3 separate regions of the Mus musculus genome follow, and all the other regions are linked to region 2. Evidence: chromatin loops called from intact Hi-C (ENCODE). Cell type or tissue: heart. All regions are shown on one strand.

The links. Peaks named below come from ENCODE experiments on the same cell type or tissue, not always from the same donor. Only the 100,000 strongest peaks of a DNase experiment are listed, where the experiment ranks them.
Region 1: it touches region 2 in a loop (2.3-fold over the local background); 8 of 42 quality-filtered maps call a loop at or near these places.
Region 3: a loop joins it to region 2, with 5 times the contacts of the local background. A loop is called at or near these places in 4 of 42 quality-filtered maps.

The regions. Positions count from the first base shown.
Region 1 is chr19:59,453,337-59,455,836 of GRCm38, reverse strand. It overlaps Emx2os. Among named protein-coding and RNA genes, the nearest start is that of Emx2, 4.1 kb to the left of the region's middle. In heart, CTCF peaks have their summits at 16 and 1,454; a DNase peak (open chromatin) is centred at 1,436; H3K27me3 peaks cover 2,500 bases.
Region 2 is chr19:59,942,231-59,944,730 of GRCm38, reverse strand. It overlaps Rab11fip2 (RAB11 family interacting protein 2 (class I)), which reads left to right and starts at 1,367. Exons shown (of 6, transcript NM_001033172.3): 1 at 1,367-2,083. The coding sequence starts at 1,731. In heart, a CTCF peak has its summit at 1,411; a DNase peak (open chromatin) is centred at 1,250; H3K4me3 peaks cover 1,840 bases; H3K27ac peaks cover 1,341 bases.
Region 3 is chr19:60,069,569-60,072,068 of GRCm38, reverse strand. It overlaps the pseudogene Csf1r-ps. Among named protein-coding and RNA genes, the nearest start is that of Gm41880, 20 kb to the right of the region's middle. In heart, no CTCF peak of the experiment used is centred here; no DNase peak of the experiment used is centred here.

The DNA.
Region 1 (2,500 bases), 490 kb after region 2:
CTGACCAGCAGAGGCGCACCAGGGCTCCGGGCATTCAAGTCCAGCTTGAGACCCAGAGCTCATAGATGGCCTAGCAGAATTCTAGTCCTAGGTTCCTTAAGGACCCAAGAAGCCACTGTTTGGTTAAGTACCTGTACACACAGCTGGGCTGATTCTCTTTGCCCAGTGTGCACTCCAAGTCACTGGGGGATTGGGCACCATGGTTTTTGCAGAGGACTAGAAGACACATGTGAATGTTCTAATAATGCATTTGTCTCTTACTGAAAGACCAGCGTCAACACCTCAGTCTCTCCTGACCTCATTTTGTCATATGTAAAAATGCAGCCCGTACAGTCTAGAAAGCAGACAGGAGCAGTGGCCATTGAGTTTCTGTATGGCCGTATGATCAAACAGTTATTTAGTGGAGTAAAGGTAATTACAGACCCCGTTTTCAAAGCTGTACAGTACGAAGTGTGAATTTTACTATTTGTAGTTATACCTAATAAAACTACCCCACCCCCAGTACATTGGTAGCTTTACTGTGTGACCTTGGGCAAGCTAAGCTATCCTCTTTGATTCTTTTTCCTCTTCCTCCAAATGGGAATAAACAATAATACAATAAATAGCATTTGGGATTGTTGCAAGAGATTGGCAAAGCAAACTGTTCAGACAGTGTCTAGCACATATGGAACCTTAATAAAAGCCAGCTCCTCTCGTGGATGTTGCTGTTATTATGTGCCTCCAGCCAGGGCATCACAGACCGAACAATAATGCTGTAAAAAGGCATCCACAGTAACCTCACCCCTGCCTGCCGTGTTCCTCTGTGCTTCCCGTAGGAGGTGCTGGATTCTTGAATCTCTACAGGTATCAAAGGGTAGTGATCTCTGAGGATCTGTGATAACCATGGGCTTTGAGTATCCTGCAAAGCCTCTGTTTACAGAGAAGCAGTGCCCTCAACTCTGCTTGTGGGGTTGCTAGGCCCCAGAGCTATCTTGGGTGGGTGGATAGCATCAAGCAACTCTAACGGATAGAACTTCCTGGGACAACTAGATGTGTATCACAAATGTCTGAATAAATGTGTTAGAAGTTGTTGAGGTTGGGTGAGCTTAGCTCATTTTTAGTGTTCTGTACATTTTCGTCATTGCTAGGCTGGTGTTTGGACCCTGTAGTGTCCCAGAGTAGTGAACCTCACTGTATACCACCAGTGGCCCTCAGGCTTGTGTCAGATGTCCTGAGAAGGCCCACTCTAGCTCTGGCTGCGAAGTTTCTCCAACTCTGTAATTGTGATCCCAGTCTCCCCGGCCTCTGAAAGCTACAGCGGCTGTGGGAAAACGAAAAAAGAGAATTAAGACCTTAAAAACATTTTTTAAAATTATCACGGTAAATCCCTTTCTGGCGTTGTCCCCAGAGTTCTCTCGCGGAGTAGGCAGGGATGCCCAGGGCCGCGATCCGCGTGTGTGCAGCGGCGCCTAGTGGCGAGGGATTCGAGAAGGCGCGATGCCCTCTGAGCTCCCTGAGAGTGCAAGGGGTTGCAGACCACTGCCACCAATCTCAGTCTGAACCAGAGGAGAACCTCTGAGGAGGTTCATGGGACTTGACCTTGCTTCCCACCTGTCCCCATCGGCTTCAACTCAATTCACCCTCACTGGAATTTCCCCTTCTCTGGGAGCCAGGCTTTCTTCTAAAGGGAGCAAGGAGGAATGGATAGGATACACTCTAACAAGGACGTGGTGACGGGGACTATCTAGGCAAGGGAGATAGCTAGTTACTGCGCAAGGCGAACACAGCTCCATGACTAAGTACCCGGATATCGTTGCTTAATCACTGTGACTTAAAGGAATGGACTTGTAGTGACCCTGACTGAATGGGGTCGGGAAGAACTTGGGTTGCCAGGTTCAGCTCTCCTAGATGTATGCCCCCTTGCGACGGGGAAGAACGGGGGTGGGTCCTTGATTATTGTGCAGGTGAAGAGTATCTCACTAAATGCAAATCCACAAGACTAAGGGGCAGCGTTGGGGCTATGGTGACATGTCCTGCCACCAGACACTCACGGACTTCATCTTTCACGGAGCAACCGAGCTCTTCTCTTGAGGTGAAGCAGTAGAATCCGCATAGAATTGATGGAAGCCTGGATGGTATGAAGAGGGCTTGAGCATTACTGTCAGCCTTACTGCTCAAAGGACAGACTTAGGGGGTGGTACGAACTCTGGAGAGAGCATCTCTCCCGGATCATGGCTTCTGCTGCGCCGAGTGACTTGCAGGAAAGATGCATTGCCTGTGAGTTTCTGGATTTCTGGAAGCCAACGTTTCAGTCCAGAATGCCACACTACTCTGGGAGACACACCAGGGGCATAGGGCTTTAATGCCATCATTGAATCTCGTCAATCCTCAGCACACACAGCTCTGGTGATTCATCATTGAAAGCAAAGAAATAATCAAAGGGGGAGGGATGTCATCGTTTCTTTCTCCATCAGCTGCCTTCAAATAAGAGATTATGGCTAAACAAGGCAGGGAAAACAGA
Region 2 (2,500 bases):
TTCCTATCTATCATATTTATTCTCAAAATTAGTCCCATAAAGGGAGAAAAGCATTTAGTCAGTCAACAGATTGGTTAGCATGTCTGTTTAATGCTTAGTTCTCTAAAGTCCTTCAGGGATGTCTAATCTTTTGACATTGCTTGGAGAGCTGTTGTCTGTCTGCAAAGTTCTCCCTGAAGAAAAGCACAATGCAGTTAAATACTCTCATAGCATTTAAGGTTGGGTTTGGCCTCATTCATAGCTATTGTTGGCCGCAGGTTGGATGTGCTGCCAGGAAGTGCAGTCCAAAGAGCTTCAGAATTTTCCTAGGCAGACATGGACAGAAATAAAGTCAACAGAGGTAGTATGCATCTCCTGAGACTGAAAAGCAGAGACAGTACTCCTGTCCTCTCTGGCCATGAAGTTGGGGTTTGGATTCCTGGAGGACTTGACAGTGAGCGCTCAGGGAATGCTTTTGACTTGGACGCCATACACACAACTTAGAAAGGGGGAAAAAAGACTAAATAGTTCCGTAGAATTATGGTGGCAGGCATGGGGGCCTGGTCTTCTGACGCCATCCCAAAGCGTCTATGATCTTTATTAAGCAAGGGAATCTTTATTAAGCAAGAGAATCTTTATTAAGCTTTGGAATCTATCTGCATCCTTTGCTTTTGGTCTGTGCTCAGGAGGAGGTCCCTTTAGTCAGTTGAAGGTTTCCTCTTCAAGACGATGGAGAACGGTTGGACGAAGTCTGAACTGTCACTCAAGAAGAACTACCACCATTAAAGGACACCAGCGCCCAGCTAGGACTGAACACACAGCTGGAACAGATTTCTGCCTTCCAAGATGGAAACCGGTTCTCTCCCAATAGCGGGCGGTGTATAGGGCCCAGTGCCGCCTCCCAGAACCCCTTGTCGGCCTCTGCGGGCTCACAGTTCCCCAGCCCGCTGCAACCGACAGGTTGGAACCTCAGCACCCACCGTCCAGCGCGCGCATCCCAGCCTCCGCGTCCCGCACCGCGCGCCCCGTCGTCAAGGCAACCAGGGAGGCGCTGACCCCCAACCCCGCCCGGCCCCGCCCCTCGCGCAGCCCCACTCAACATGGAGACGGCCAACCCGGAAGTGGCGCGGCCGCCGCGCGCCGGGCGCTAGGAGCCGCGGGTTGCTGGCCAGGCCTCACCCGGTGACACCGCCCGGCCTCGGTTTGCCACCCGCGCTCCGCGTCCCTCCGACACCGGTCCAGGTCGGCCGCTTCCGCCCCGCTCGCCCAGGCCTGCGCCACTCTTGGGGGGGAGGAGCCGAGGCGAGGCCGCGCGGGCGGGCGGAGGGAGCCAGGCCCCACGGCCGTCGACGGTTCGTATCAGCCGGGTCGGAGGAGGAGCCGGGCCGCGCGGGGCGGAGGCCGGGCCCTAGGGGCGCAGGTTTCAGGATAGCGGCGAAGCGGGGCGCGGGGCTGCGCGCGGAGGCCCGGAAGGCGCGGAGGTGATGTGGGCCCCTGTGCTTCTACGGAAGAAAGGGACCCCAGCAGCGGCGGCGGCCTCCCTACCGGTCCTCCTGACAGCAGCCCTTAGGGACCTCGCGGCAGCCCTGACTGCCCAGCTCACTGAAGTGCTCTTAAGGATGCAGTGATCAGGGTACGGGGCTCTCCCCGCGGGAGGGGCTCTGCCTGCGCTTCTGAACTCTGCGCAGAGAAAACAAAACAACAACAACAAAAAACAAAACCGAAAAACAAAACAAAACAAAAAACCCAGAATGATGCTGTCTGAGCAAGCCCAAAAGTGGTTTCCAACCCACGTGCAGGTCACAGTGCTCCAAGCTAAAGATCTGAAGCCAAAAGGCAAAAGTGGTACCAATGACACATACACCATAATTCAGTTGGGCAAAGAGAAGTATTCTACATCTGTAGCAGAGAAAACCCTGGAGCCGGTCTGGAAGGAGGAGGCCTCCTTTGAGCTGCCTGGGTTGCTCATGCAGGGTAGTCCGGAGAAATACATTCTTTTTCTTATAGTGATGCACAGGTCCCTGGTGGGACTGGATAAGTTTTTAGGGCAGGTGGCAATCAATCTCAATGACATCTTTGAGGACAAACAAAGAAGGAAAACAGAGTAAGTTATATAATTTATTTTGAATTTTGGGTACTTAAAGATATATGGATTTACTGTTCTTGAACATAGTATATTTGAGGCATTGGTCTTTGGGATTGAAATAGGATCCAGTATTAAGCACTTCTCTTTGCATGACTTTGAAGGGAAATAGCCTTTACTCTGATTTTTTTTTTAATGGAGTGATTAGTAAACCATTTTTTTTTCTCATTTCTGTGTGAGGTTAAGAGCTCTTAGTGGAATATTTTGCACTGGGTTTTAATACTTTTTATAAGAGGCCTAGAGCATGAACTAGAAAACCAGAAAATTAAATATATGCGTACCATTAGGTCTATGTTTGTTGAGCACTGTTAAAAAAATAAATTACTAGTAAAGGGTGTCAAAAGATAAGTTACTAGGTTTAGAACTCTTTATTTCAGC
Region 3 (2,500 bases), 130 kb before region 2:
AGTGCACGGGGATTTCTTCAAGAGTTGCTGTTAGGGCTGAACTGAGGTTCAGTTGGCAGAATGTTTGCTTAAGATGCATAAGCTATGCTTATTGATTCTAAGCATATGGATTCCATAGCATAAAGGTGGCATAGTAGCAAGCACCTGTAACTCCAGGCCTTGGGAGTTGGTAGCAAGAGGATCAGGGGCTCAAGGCTATCCTTGGCTATACAAGTTTGAAGTCAGTTGAGGCTCATGAGAATCTGCCTAAAAACAAAAATAAATAGAGAGAGAAAGAAAAAAGCAAGAAAGCAAGAAAGAAGGAAGGAAGGAAGGAAAGGAAGAAGGAAAGACAAGTAATTTCTTTTGGAAAGAATGGGTGGGAGATCCAGCTAGCAGGGATGAATGGTAGAAATACTCTCTAGCAAGCAAATGAAACAGGTAACAGAGGAGTCAGCGATGAGGAAAGAGTGAATGACCAGGGTTGCCTTCTGAGGACAGCTGTTCTCTCCATCAAAGGCCAGAGCGAAAGAGCTTCGTGGCTACAAAAAGAAGCTCCCATAAAGGACCAGAATGCTAAAGATTAGAGTTGGGCTGGAAGCATCAGTAGAGGTATGCCAGGGCAGGAAGTGGGAGTGGGTTGGTTGGGGAGCAGGGGGAGGGTATAGGGGACTTTCAGAGAGGAAACTAGGAAAGAGGATAGTATTTGAAATGTAAATGAAGAAAATATCTAATAAAACATATTTTAAAGATTAAAAAAAAGCCACCTTAGAGAAGGTAGAGCTGGTGGTCATAGTTTGTTGCTGCCTGCCAGGAGAACTCATATTCACACACATTCTATAGTCTGCACCAAGTGCTTTGGATTTAGCTCAGCATGGAATGTGAGCTGTGTTCTTCAAATTCAGAGGTGGAAGAAGAAACTCAGCCATCTCAGAGAGTTTTATGGATAAGCCCCAAGAGCATTAAAGAATGTATTGCATAGAAACAAACACAACTTATAAGGATTTAGAGAGATTTCTGACATAGACCATAAAATCTGGCTCAGGGAAACATCCATGAGTTAAGAGCATTGCTTGATGTAAGAAATGACTAATTCCACCGAGTTACCACTGTACTTGAGAGCAGAGGAAGTTAGTGCTTGGCTTTATAATGTCACTATTACCATTTACACAATTCCCCTTCCCCGGTTGTGGCAGATTCTTCTAACCTCAGGTTGCAGAGACAGCTCAGAGAATTTGCTCTGGCTGCATATTCAGAAGTCAAACTCCCAAACTGACCACCTGAAAGAAAAGCAATGCAATGTCTTACCCCTTAGACTCCTTTGTTCTGGCCATCAAAGCCAAAACGTTGTGGAAATAGGCAAAGTCCCATTCTGACTATACAGAATGATCCCTGGGATTCACTGGCCAACTAGTCTAGTTAATGGGTGAACTTCTGGATCAGAGAGAGTCACTGCCTCAAAAAATAAGGTGGAGGGAAAATAAAGAAGACATGTGAATCAACCTTTGGCACATGCTCATATACACCCACATGTGTACACACACTTGAACACGCTCATTCATAAACCACACACACATATCCATTTTAGCATAATAAATGAATAAATGTCTTTCAAGTAGCTAATAATTAAAGTAGTGTTAAATTTATTAAACCTTGACAATGTAATTGTAGGAATACATAAAATGAGTTCTGAAACAAGAGCCTATAAACTTCTTTAGCAGGAAAAACATTTAAAAATCTATACAGAACCAAAATACATACATAGACACATACATACATACAATGACACATATATACATAGACACATACATACATACATACATACAATGACACATATATACATAGACACATACATACATACAATGACACATATATACATAGACACATACATACATACAATGACACATATATACACACAATGACACATATATACATAGACACATACATACATACATACAATGACACATATATACATAGACACATATATACATACAATGAGTGCATCTATTTAATGTGTGTGTACATTCACACATGTATTACTTTTAAATAGTTATCTCTTATATTGCTAAGTAGGAAAATTATTTTAAAGTTATGGAGATGAGTTTGTACTCTTGTACTGATAGCCATGAAAGATGTGGAGACAGATCAATGCAGTGTCTCTTCCCCACAGATATTCATTACAAATATAGCTAACATTGACGTCTGCTGGGATAAAATTTCATGTTGGTCTTCTTAATAAACACAAGAAAAATCAATCTTTCTATGGGATTCCAAACTGACAGCCATGAGACATGCATCTCTTTCTCATCAGCATGCAAACTCTTTCAATCCGTTTTCAGCAGACAGCTCAATTCTGAATGGCTGCTCTTTGGTCTGTCAAAGGCATGCCTGGGACTCACATGACTGATGGAGGTGCCCAGGGGATGTTCCAGTAGGTCCTTTATGCTCTATCCTGATGACAAGGTGGAGTATCAGTCAGAAATGCAGATATGCCTCTGAGAGCGGTCTTCCTTATCAGCAA